Regions from separate parts of the Homo sapiens genome. Here region 1 is linked to region 2. A link is an interaction called in ENCODE POLR2A ChIA-PET data of the cell type or tissue named here. Cell type or tissue: GM12878. All regions are shown on one strand. Links, peaks and the distances in the headings refer to the core of each region. The heading gives the core; the rest is flanking DNA. Region 1 has its middle 5.0 kb from the start of MIR12126. Region 2 overlaps FNBP1 (formin binding protein 1).

Region 1 (5,377 bases), core at 221-5,220, 310 kb after region 2:
TCCCACAGCCTGCCAAGCACTGGGGGCACTGGATCCCAAGAGTGCCCCAGGGCCCCATTCCCAGGGGGGTGGCCACTCAGGTAAGCACTGTGGGCAAAGGTTGGGGGTGCTGAGTCTGGGGGCAGGACGGGGTGTGCCCCAGGGAGGGGTCCCCAGGGCACAGGAATGGAAATGGCAAGTGTGGGTAGGCAGGGTCTCAGGCACCCCTCCCAGCCCGGGCACACCCAGAGCTGCAGGTGGGGTTACCCGTGGGACTCCCTGTGCACCGTGTTACCTGGCAGATGGTACCCGGACCCATGGCTTGCATGCTGCTGCTGCCACCATTGTGGTCACTGCTATGCTCATGACCGGCTCTCAGCCCCTCCTGGCCCGTGGCTCTGCCACCACCGCTCCTGTGTGCTGTTCCTCTTATGCCCCATGAGGTAGCTACAGTTGTCCCCAGTTCCAGATGAGGAAACAGCTTCAGAGAGGCTCACTGACTTGCCTGGGGTCACACAGCTGATAAATGGCAGAGAGGGGGCCAGGCACGGTAGCTCACGCCTGTAATCCCAGCACTTTGGGAGGCCGAGGCGGGTGGATCCTGAGGTCAGGAGTTTGAGACCAGCCTGGCCAACATGGTGAAACCCTGTCTCTACTAAAAATACAAAAATTAGCCGGGCGTGGTGGCAGGTGCCTGTAATCCCAGCTACTCAGGAGGCTGAGGCAGGGAATTGCTTGAACCTGGGAGGTGGAGGTTGCAGTGAGCTGAGATCACGCCACTGCACTCCAGCCTGGGCGACAGAGTGAGACTCTGTCTCAAAAAAAAAAAAAAAAAAAAAAAGGCAGAGGGGATTTGAGGCCAACTGGACCCCAAACTGTGACCACCACCGTGACGCATCACCTTTGGCCTGATGTCCTCTCCCTTGGGTCACCTAGAACCAGCACTTCCCAGAATCTGAAATTTTCCACGAGGCCACAGGGCTGAGCCCTCGTGTGAGGAGAAGCCACCTTCCTGGTGCAAGCACAAGTCAGATCCGTGGCTCCTCGGAACCACCCAGCCCCAGTGGCCACAGGGCAGCAGGTGTCCTTGGCTGACTTCTGGCCTCTCCCTGCCAGGGGCTCTCCCAGAAGTAAAGGAAGGTGATGAACCGGCCACTCCCATAAGCCCTGAGACCCCCGAGGCCTCGGCCCCATCCTCACCCTCCTAACCAGTCTTGCGACAGGGCTGGAGAAAGGGTTTCCCCCATAAGAGGGACTCTGATTGGCCAGTGGGGGACCTAGGGAGGCCTGGGATATGACGGGCAGGTGGGGCTGGAGAAAGCCGGCTCTCTTTGGTGCTCTTGGCTGGTTTTCAAATGTCTTGAAGCTACTGTGGTTGCCATACCCATCTGGCTGTAAATTAAATTTGGGGCGAAGGGACCTCTTGTCCCAAAGTTTCTCATCTCATCCAGCATGACTGGCAGTTAAGGTTCCTTCTCTGGGTTCCAGTGCTGGCTGCATCCCCACCAGCAGTTGGCTTTGGAGATAGACTGAATCTGAACTTCTCTGAGCTTCAGTTTCCTCCTCTTTAAAGTGAGGATAATAGAAGCACGTTTCTCATAGGGCTGCTGGGGAGCATCTGTGTGATGCTCAGATGATCTGTCTGAGGGCCTTTCCTACGTGAAAACAGTGAATGTCATTGATATTATCCAATTCTCTCCACCCCAAAGTTGTTGCCCCTTCATTTTGGTCCATCGATTTGGCTATCAGCTTTTATTTCTTGCCACTTGGGCCATGGGTGAAGCTGCACTCAAGATCTGGGTCCAAGTCCAAAATTTCAGAGAGGAAAATACCTTGAAACAGGAGCCTGTCATGAACTAGTCGATAGCAGAGGGAGGCTCCCCACTGCCAACATGACCTCTGCCCCACCAACCCCAAGGGGCCCCCCACAACCACCCAGGGAGCTATCTCTGGGGCACCTGGCCCGGGCGCAGTGGCGCACGCCTGTAATTCCTCCCTTGGGAGGCCGAGGCGCGTGGATCACTTGAGGTAAGGAGTTCGAGACCAGCCTGGCCAATATGGTGAAATCCTGTCACTATTAAAAATACAAAATTTAGCCAGAAATCTCTTAAACCTGGGAGGTGGAGGTTGCAGTGAGCTGAGATCGCACCGCTGTACTCCAGCCTGAGTGACAGAGTGAGACTTTATCTGAAAAAAAAAAAAAAAAAAAAATTGGTCTGGCCCTTGCCCCCGCTTTTTCTGGAGCCACGAGGACCCATATAGCCAGATAAATAGGAAAACTGGAGCCCCAGGGCCTGTGATGAGTTTACATCAAATAGAGCCCTGCTATATGCAATCACTGTCACTAGAATCACTACTTGGAAATTCCCCAGCTCAATCCCCAGCACAAAGTGGGCTAAGCTTTTGCTCAGTGCCAGAGAAAAACTGAGAGGTTAGAAAGATGCAGGTGACAGAGAAGGATGATAAAATGATGTTTCCCATCAAGTGAAATGAAAGGTTTTGCAATGTGTTCCTCTGTTTCCTTACAAGTAGGAACAGCCTCTCCAGGGAGCACCAGCTTGGAGGACACATAGCCACTCCCAGAGCCCCGGTCCCTGCTGTCCATAGGGGTAGCACGTCACCAGCACCATGTCCTGGCCTCTGAGTCAACAAGACCAGGCTGAGACCCAGTGGAAGCACCAGCTGGTGACTCTGAGCAGCTTCTTTTCCCTAATCTCTCTTTTTTTCTTTTCTTTTTTTTGAAACAGGGCCTTACTCTTTTATCCAGGCTGGAGTACAGTGGTGTGATCATAGCTCACTGCAGTCTCGAACTCTTGGCCTTAGGTGATCCTCCCATGTCAGCCTCCCAAGTAGCTGAGACTACAGTCACATGCCATCACACCCGGCCTGTTCCCTAATCCTTTGTGTATGTGTGTATTAAGTTGATAATTATAAAAAATAATATACTTTGCACCTTAATGCTATGAGTGAGTGCTCTTCAACTATGAAGAACAAGATTAAATTATATCCAACGGAATGAGCTTGAAATGTTTAACAAATCCATACCAAAAAACACAGAAGAAAAAGCCTTTTTATTCCAATGAAGCTTGGGTGTTACTTCCATGAATGTTCCTTCCAAAACACGTGTTTGAAATGTAATTGCCATTGTGACAGTATTACGAGCTGGTGCTTTAGGAAGTGGTTAGGCCATGACAGTTCTGCCCTCATGAGTGGGTTAATGCCTTGGTTGGGTACGGTGGCTTACACCTGTAATCCCAGCACTCCGGGAGGCTGAGGCAGACAGATCACTTGAAGTCAGGAGTTAGAGACCAGCCTGGCCAGCATGGTGAAACCCCGTCTCTACCAAAAAATACAAAAATTAGCCAGGTGTGGTAGCACATGCCTGTAATCCCAGCTACTCAGGAGGCTGAGGTGGGATAGTCACTTGAACCTGGGAGGCAGAGGTTGCAGTGAGCCGAGATCAAACCACTGCACTCCAGTCTGGGTGACAGAGTGAGACCCTGTCTCAAAAAAATTTTAAAAAGGCGGGCTTTGAGGAGTGGGTTCTTTCTTTCTCACGCTCACTTGCCCTTCCACCTTCTGCCATGGGATGACACACCATGAAGGCCCTTACAAGGTGCTGGCACCTTGATATTGAACTTCTCAGTCTCCAGAACTGTGAGAAATAAATTTCTTTTTTCTTTTCTTTTCTTTTCTTTTTTTTTTTTTTTTTGAGACGGAGTTTTGCTCTTGTTGCCCAGGCTGGAGTGCCATGGCACAATCTTGGTTCACCGCAACCTCCACTTCCCACGTTCAAGCGATTCTTTTGCCTCAGCCTCCCGAGTAGCTAAGATTACAGGTACGTGCCACCATGCCCGGCTAAATGTGTACTTTTAGTAGAGACAGGGTTTCACCATATTGGTCAGGTTGGTCTCAAACTCCTGACCTCAGGTGATCCACCTGCCTCAGCCTCCCAAAGTGTTGGGATTACAGGCGTTGAGTCACAATGCCAGGCCACATTATGAATTTTGATAAAGTCAGCTTCTCAAGTTTTCCTGTCATAGACTGTGCTTTTGGTGTCATGTGTAAGAACTCTCTGCCTATCCTCAGGTGGTGAATATTTGTTCTCCTGTGTTTCTTCTAAAAGTTTGAAAGTTTTGGCCAGGCGCGGTGGCTCATGCCTATAATCCCAGCACTTTGGGAGACTCAGGCGGGCGGATCACGAGGTCAGGAGATCGAGACCATCCTGGCTAACACGGTGAAACCCCGTCTCTACTAAAAACACAAAAAATTAGCCGGGCGTGATGGCGGGTGCCTGTAGTCCCAGCTACTCGGGAGGCTGAGGCAGGAGAATGGCGTGAACCCGGGAGGCGGAGCTTGCAGTGAGCTGAGATCGCGCCACTGCACTCCAACCTGGGCGACAGACCGAGACTCCGTCTCAAAAAAAAAAAAAAGTTTGAGAGTTTTATGTTTTTTCTATTTAGACCTATGACTTATTTTGAATTAATTTTTGTATAAGGTGTGAGGTTTAGGTCAAGGTTCATTTTTTGTTTATTATTATTTGTTTTTTCTTTTGCATACGGACGTCCAATTGTTCTAAGGCCATATGTGGGAAAGAATATCCTGTCTCCACAGAATTGCCTTCGCACCTTTATCAAAAATCAATTGGCCAGGCCGGGTGCGGTGGCTCACGCCTGTAATCCCACACTTTTGGAGGCGGAGGCGGGTGGTCAGGAGTTAGAGACCAGCCTGGCCAACACGGTGAAACCCCGTTTCTACTAAAAAATACAAAAAATTAGCTGGGCGTGGTGGCGCACTTCTGTAGTCCCAGCTACTCGGGAGGCTGAGGCAGGAGAATCGCTTGAACCCAGGAGGCAGAGGTTGCAGTGAGCCAAGATCGCGCCACTGCACTCCAGCCTGGCAACAGAGTGAGACTCCATCTAAAAAAAAAAAAAAAAAAAAAATCAATTGGCCATAATTGTGTGGTCTATTTCTGGACTTCCGATTCTGTTCCACTGATCTATGCATCCCTTTGCCAATATCACACTGTCTTAATAACTGCTGCTGTACAGTAAGTCTTATAATTCAGTAGTGAAATTCCTCCCACTTTGTTTTCATTTTTCAAAATTGTCTTGGGTATTTCTTTTGCCATTTCAGTATAAATTTCAGAATCAGCTTGTTTATACCTTCAAAAAAACCTGCTGCAATTTTCACTGGAATTGCATTACGTCTACAGATCAATTACTGTGTTTAGCCTTCCAGTCCATACACGAGTATGTATTTCCATTTCTTTAGGTTTCTTTGCTCGCTTTCATCAGCATTTGTATTAGTTTTCAGCACATGAATCCTGTGTACAGTTTGTTAGATTTATACCTAATATTTTATTTTGGGGAGCGATTGTAAATTATAAATTATAATT
Region 2 (5,377 bases), core at 203-5,202:
CCTGGCTGGGAAATCCATGAATTTTTAAACCCAGTTCTCAATGGGGTTCATGCACTAAAAAGGCATATGAACCACTGACCTAAGGAGACTTTTCTAAAGCTCTCTAGCATGTTTATATTTAGTATATATGCTAAAGAGGGAATAAGTATGGCAACTTCTTTATGCTTTTTATGTTTTTTGAGGAGTGCTATTTTATGTTTTACTGCATTGCTTTTCTCCTAAAAAATCAATAATTTACACATTTGTTTTTCTCTAATTCATATTCTGATTGATCACATACCTAAAAAAGGGGCAACAATTGTTGACTAGTTGCAGAATGGATTTTAAAGTTCAAACAGGAATGTCTATAAATTCTAAAGTCATCCAGAAGTACAAGAGGTTGTGCCGTTAATACCACCTTAGATTCACATAGCATTGTGGTGTTATTTTGATAAATATAATCTTGTGAATCTCTAACACAATTTGAGGTCCACACAAGGCAAAAAACTACCTCCTGCCAGATGAAGATAGGGTTTTTGGTCTTTAAGTGACCTGGCAAATTCACTGCAGTAAGCCAGAAACACAACAGGAAATAGGCTGTCTTCCAACATAACCAGGGCAACTATTTGTTTGTTTGCTTGTTTTTGTTTTGTTTTACTGAACCAATGTTTCAGAAAACTAAGACCTGGCTGGGTGTGGTAGATCACGCCTGCAATCCCAGCTCTATGGAAGGCTCGGGTGGGCAGATTGCTTGAGCCCAGGAAACTGAGACCAGCCTGGGCAACATGGTGAGACCCCTCTCTCTACAAAAATTAGCTGGGCATGGTGGTATGTGCCTATAGTTCCAGTTACTCAGGAGGCTGAGGCAGGAGGATTGCTTGAGCCTGGGAGGCTGAGGCTGCAGTGAGCTGTGATCACTACCACTGCATTCCAGCCTGCGCAACAGAACGAGACCCTGTGTCAAAAAATAATAATAACAAATAAATTGGCTGGGCGCGGTGGCTCACGCCTGTAATCCTAACACTTTGGGAGGCTGAGGTGGGCAGATCACAAGATCAGGAGATCAAGACCATCCTGGCTAACATGGTGAAACCCCGTCTCTACTAAAAAAAATACAAAAAATTAGCCGGGTGTGGTGGTGGGTGCCTGTAGTCCCAGCTACTCGGGAGGCTGAGGCACGAGAATGGCGTGAACCCGGGAGGCGGAGCTTGCAATGAGCCGAGATCGCGCCACTATACTCCAGCCTGGGCGACAGAGCAAGACTCCGTCTCAAAAAATAATAATAATAAAATAATAAATAAATAAATAAATAAATTAGTTGGGTGTGGTGATGTGTGCCTGTGGTCCCAGCTACTTGGGAGACTGAGGTGGGAGGATTGCTTGAGCTCAGGAGGTCAAGTATACAGTAAGCTGTGACTGCGCCACTGCACTCCAGCCTGGGTAACAGAGCAAGACTGTTTCAAAAAACAAAACAAAACACCAAACAAACAAAAACAAGAAAATTAAGACCTAATCATGAAAGAAAGAAAATCAGAAACACAAGAAAAAGACAGAAAAGAAGAAAAGAGAGAAAGAAAGGGAAGAAAGAACGAAAGAGGCCAGGTGCGGTGCCTCACGCCTGTAATCCCAGCACTTTGGGAGGCTGAGGCGGGTGGATGACGAGGTCAAGAGATTGAGACCATCCTGGCCAACATGGTGAAACCCCGTCTCTACTAAAAATACAAAAATTAGATGGGCGTGGTGGTGGGCGCCTTTAGTCCCAGCTACTTGGGAGGCCGAGACAGGAGAATCGCTTGAACCCAGGAGCCGGAGGTTGCAGCGAGCCGAGATCGCACCACTGCACTCCAGCCTGGGCGACTGAGCCAGACTATCTCTCTCAAAAAAAAGAAAAGAAAAAAAAAGAACAAACGAATGAAAGAGAAAGAAAGAGAAAGTGAAAGAGAGAAAGAAAAAGGAAGGAAGAAAGAAAAGAAAAGAAACACATGAGAGGAAAGCTGAAGTATTTGTTCCACTTTCTTCTTGATGGGAACATTTAGTATTGGCTTTTTTTTTCATGTCAATCTTCTTTATTGGTTTCCTGCCTATGTGACTTGAAGGGTTAACCTGAATTTCACTTCACACATTTTACTCATACTCATCTGGTGAAAGCCTAAGGTAATTCACAGTTGCTTCCCTTATTTTCTTCCCTATTCACACGTGAACACTTCCCAAATGAAGGTAACAATATCAGTATTTCCAAACACATTTCCTTATTACTGAGGTTTTTTGAGTTTCTTAAGGCCTTTGGATCTGTCGGTGCCATTTTATCCTCTTTTCATCTACCCTCAGTTGATTTCAGCTGCCGCATTCTTCCTCTTTGTTGGTGGCCTGTTAACTCCCTTCCTGACCATATGCCTTGGCGTCTGCTTCTTCCTGTGTCCACTAGTAAATATATTAGTCTAGCCCCAAAATGTTAAGTACCCAGCTACCCTCAAAAATCCACCCCCTTCCAACACACAGTAGCCCTCCTCTGTTTAAATAATAGCTTTCCCACCTACATGCATTCCATCTGTTCCCCGAGCCCGTCCAGCACAAATGCCCTATTAACTCTTCAGCTGCTGAGTTTCATCATGTATCATTTCGCTATGAATGTTTAAAAAAAAATTCCCATTAGACCTCAAATTTCTAAAACAGTCTCTATTTTATTCACAAGGCTTCCTCAGAAAGTCTCACAAAAATCCAGTGGGGGATTTCTTCATCTCTTCTGTAAAGAACAGCAAGAGCTCAGGAGGTAGTTTCCCCGTTTATTTTGAAGATTCTATCTAAGTGAGTTTTTAAAATAACTTAAGATCTCAAACAGGCATCACATCAGAATGCCATCATTATATATAATATGTATGCATGTACTTACACGCACACACATACACACACACACAACCCATGAGAGCAGATAAAAGCTTTCTGACAATAAATCCACTCACGCCAATATTTTAGAATATTTTACCCAAGTAGAATATTTTACCCATGAAAGCTGGTGCCAGAGGTACCCCACCCAGCACCATTTGGTTGGAAGTGGCTGTGATCCTCTTCCTGTAGCTCCACAGAATCCCTAATCATGTTTTAGCTTTAGCTGCATAATTCCTTCTGTAAGCATATTACCTCCTAATAGATTCATAATGCCCTTTGCCCTGTTTCTATGCAGTAATCCTGAAAACATAACAAGGGCCCTAGACGTGAACTGTGGAAGACGCTGAATAAGGACCAACATGTCTACAGTCCAGCCTAGAAAGTAAGCTGTGTAGAAGATAATAAATCAAAGTATATTTTAGACGGTCTGCCTTTTATGTTAAAGGAACACTGTCTCTCCAGGAGTTTTTCTTCCATGCTTGGACATACAATTGCAAAGGACGATCTATTTCTACAGTCTCACTCACTCTCACTGACTACAAGGATAGGGAAACCTTCAAAAACAGCAAAATACTGTGATACATCAGATTCTCCAAAGCCGCAGCAAAAAGACAGGACTGTCTTTTTCTCAGTCCCTGCATCCAGCTGCTTTGAATTAATATCCACTTCTGAAACTCTGGCCTAGGAATGCACCATTGTTCTAACCAAATTTCACTATGGAAAATCTATTTCTGTTTAGCAAATTGTTTATTTGACAATGGAATTTAAGAGTCGCTAAAACTAGTGTTGAATCAATTACTCATTATGACAAAAATACCTTTAAAATATCTTGTATTTTGGAGAACTTATTTGGGATAACAGTTAATGGTATTTTGGAGACTATCTCCTAATGTCTAAGACTAAGTGGAGCTAATAAGCATCATGACTTCTCATCTCTTTTTAAAAGTCAGTCTAAAAATAGCAACTATTACCTCAAAGAGATAGTGTTTCCATTCTAAACCAGACCATAAGCTATTCTTTCAATTAAATTAAATTTCCCATTCTGAGAATAAAGACACTGCATCTTACAGCAATATTACTACAGGGCAGAAAGATGTACAGAGAGTTGGCTTGTTTTACTTGCAACGAGTCAGTGTCACAGAATTTCAAGATAATGTTCTAAAAAGTCCAGAATAACCCCCGCTGCCTAGGCTGGGTCACAGACGTCTTAGAATCAGATCTACGCTGCTTTTGTTGTCCAACAGGAAGACAGAATTTAAACTTGAGAATTTTTTGACAAACCCTTGGGAATCTCCCTCAAATAAATCCAAACAGACCTAAGGATGTATGGCTTATACATGATTTCACTTCTTGGTAATTTTTTTTTTTTGAGACAGAGTCTCACTCTGTCGCCCAGGCTGGAGTGCAGTGGCACAATCTTGGCTCACTGCAACCTCTGCCTCCCAGATTCAAGCAATTTTCCTGCCTCAGCCTCCTGAGTATATGGGATTACAGGCACCCGCCACCACGCCCGGCTAATTTTTGTATTTTTAGTAGAGACAGCGTTTCACCATGTTGGCCAGGCTGGTCTCGAACTCCTGACCTCAAGTGATCTGCCTGCCTCGGCCTGCGTTAGCCTCCCAAAGTGTTGGGATTACAGATGTGAGCCACCACGCCCAGCCCACTTCTTGGTAATTCTTAACATAGTCCATTCTCAATATCATTATGGAACTAAGCCATACTGCCTAAAAGGTCAGAGTTGCAGTTTCTAAATAAAGAAAACAATATTTTAGAAACTGAACTGTAGCCCAATATTTTGAAATCCTAATGGGTTTAAAGACAAAAATACCGTCATCCATTCAGTTAGCTAAATTTAGATTATTAGCATGGCCTAAATGTGTGGCTATTTCCTGTTTAGCTCATTTTTTTTTTTTTTTTTTTTAAGACAGGGTCTCCCTCTGTTACCCAGACTGGAGTGCAGTGGCACCATCATAGCTCACTGCAGCCTCAAACTCCTGGGCTCAGGCGACCCTGCCACCTGAGCCTCCCCAAATGCTGGGATTACAGGCATGATGAGGCACCATATGCCAGGCCTGTTTAATTCAATATTACTTTTTCCTTAATATTTCAAAATATTAAGGAGAATAACACTCTTGGCAGTGTCTCAATTGTCATAAGCAGAGAATACAAGTGTACTAAGAAACTTGCTCATTTCACATGAGGCATGTGGTATAACCGAGTTATAACCTTGCATCTTACCACTCTTGCATCATCATTTTTCTTTTCTTTTCTTTTCTTTTTCTATTGAGATGGAGTCTCACTCTGTTGCCCAGGCTGGAGTGCAGTGGTGCAATCTCGGTTCACTGCAACCTCCGCCTCCCAGGTTCAAGTGATTCTCCTGCCTCAACCTCCTGAGTAGCTGGGACTACAGGTGCCTACCACCATGCCCAGCTAATTTTTTGTATTTTTAGTAGAGATGGGGTTTCACCTTGTTAGCCAGGATGGTCTCGATCTCCTGACCTCGTGATCCGCC

The links. Peaks named below come from ENCODE experiments on the same cell type or tissue, not always from the same donor. Only the 100,000 strongest peaks of a DNase experiment are listed, where the experiment ranks them.
Region 1: POLR2A ChIA-PET joins it to region 2 with 6 read pairs; 3 of 35 experiments call an interaction of 5 or more read pairs at or near these places.

Annotation. Positions count from the first base shown.
Region 1 is chr9:130,243,734-130,249,110 of GRCh38, forward strand. No RefSeq gene overlaps it. Among named protein-coding and RNA genes, the nearest start is that of MIR12126, 5.0 kb to the left of the region's middle. In GM12878, for the core only: no CTCF peak of the experiment used is centred there; no DNase peak of the experiment used is centred there.
Region 2 is chr9:129,930,356-129,935,732 of GRCh38, forward strand. The region is part of intron 6 of FNBP1 (formin binding protein 1); the gene reads right to left. Among named protein-coding and RNA genes, the nearest start is that of MIR6855, 63 kb to the left of the region's middle. RefSeq lists enhancers at 2,273-2,342, 2,483-2,582, 2,603-2,662, 2,683-2,832. In GM12878, for the core only: no CTCF peak of the experiment used is centred there; DNase peaks (open chromatin) are centred at 2,116, 2,376 and 2,526; H3K27ac peaks cover 3,829 bases.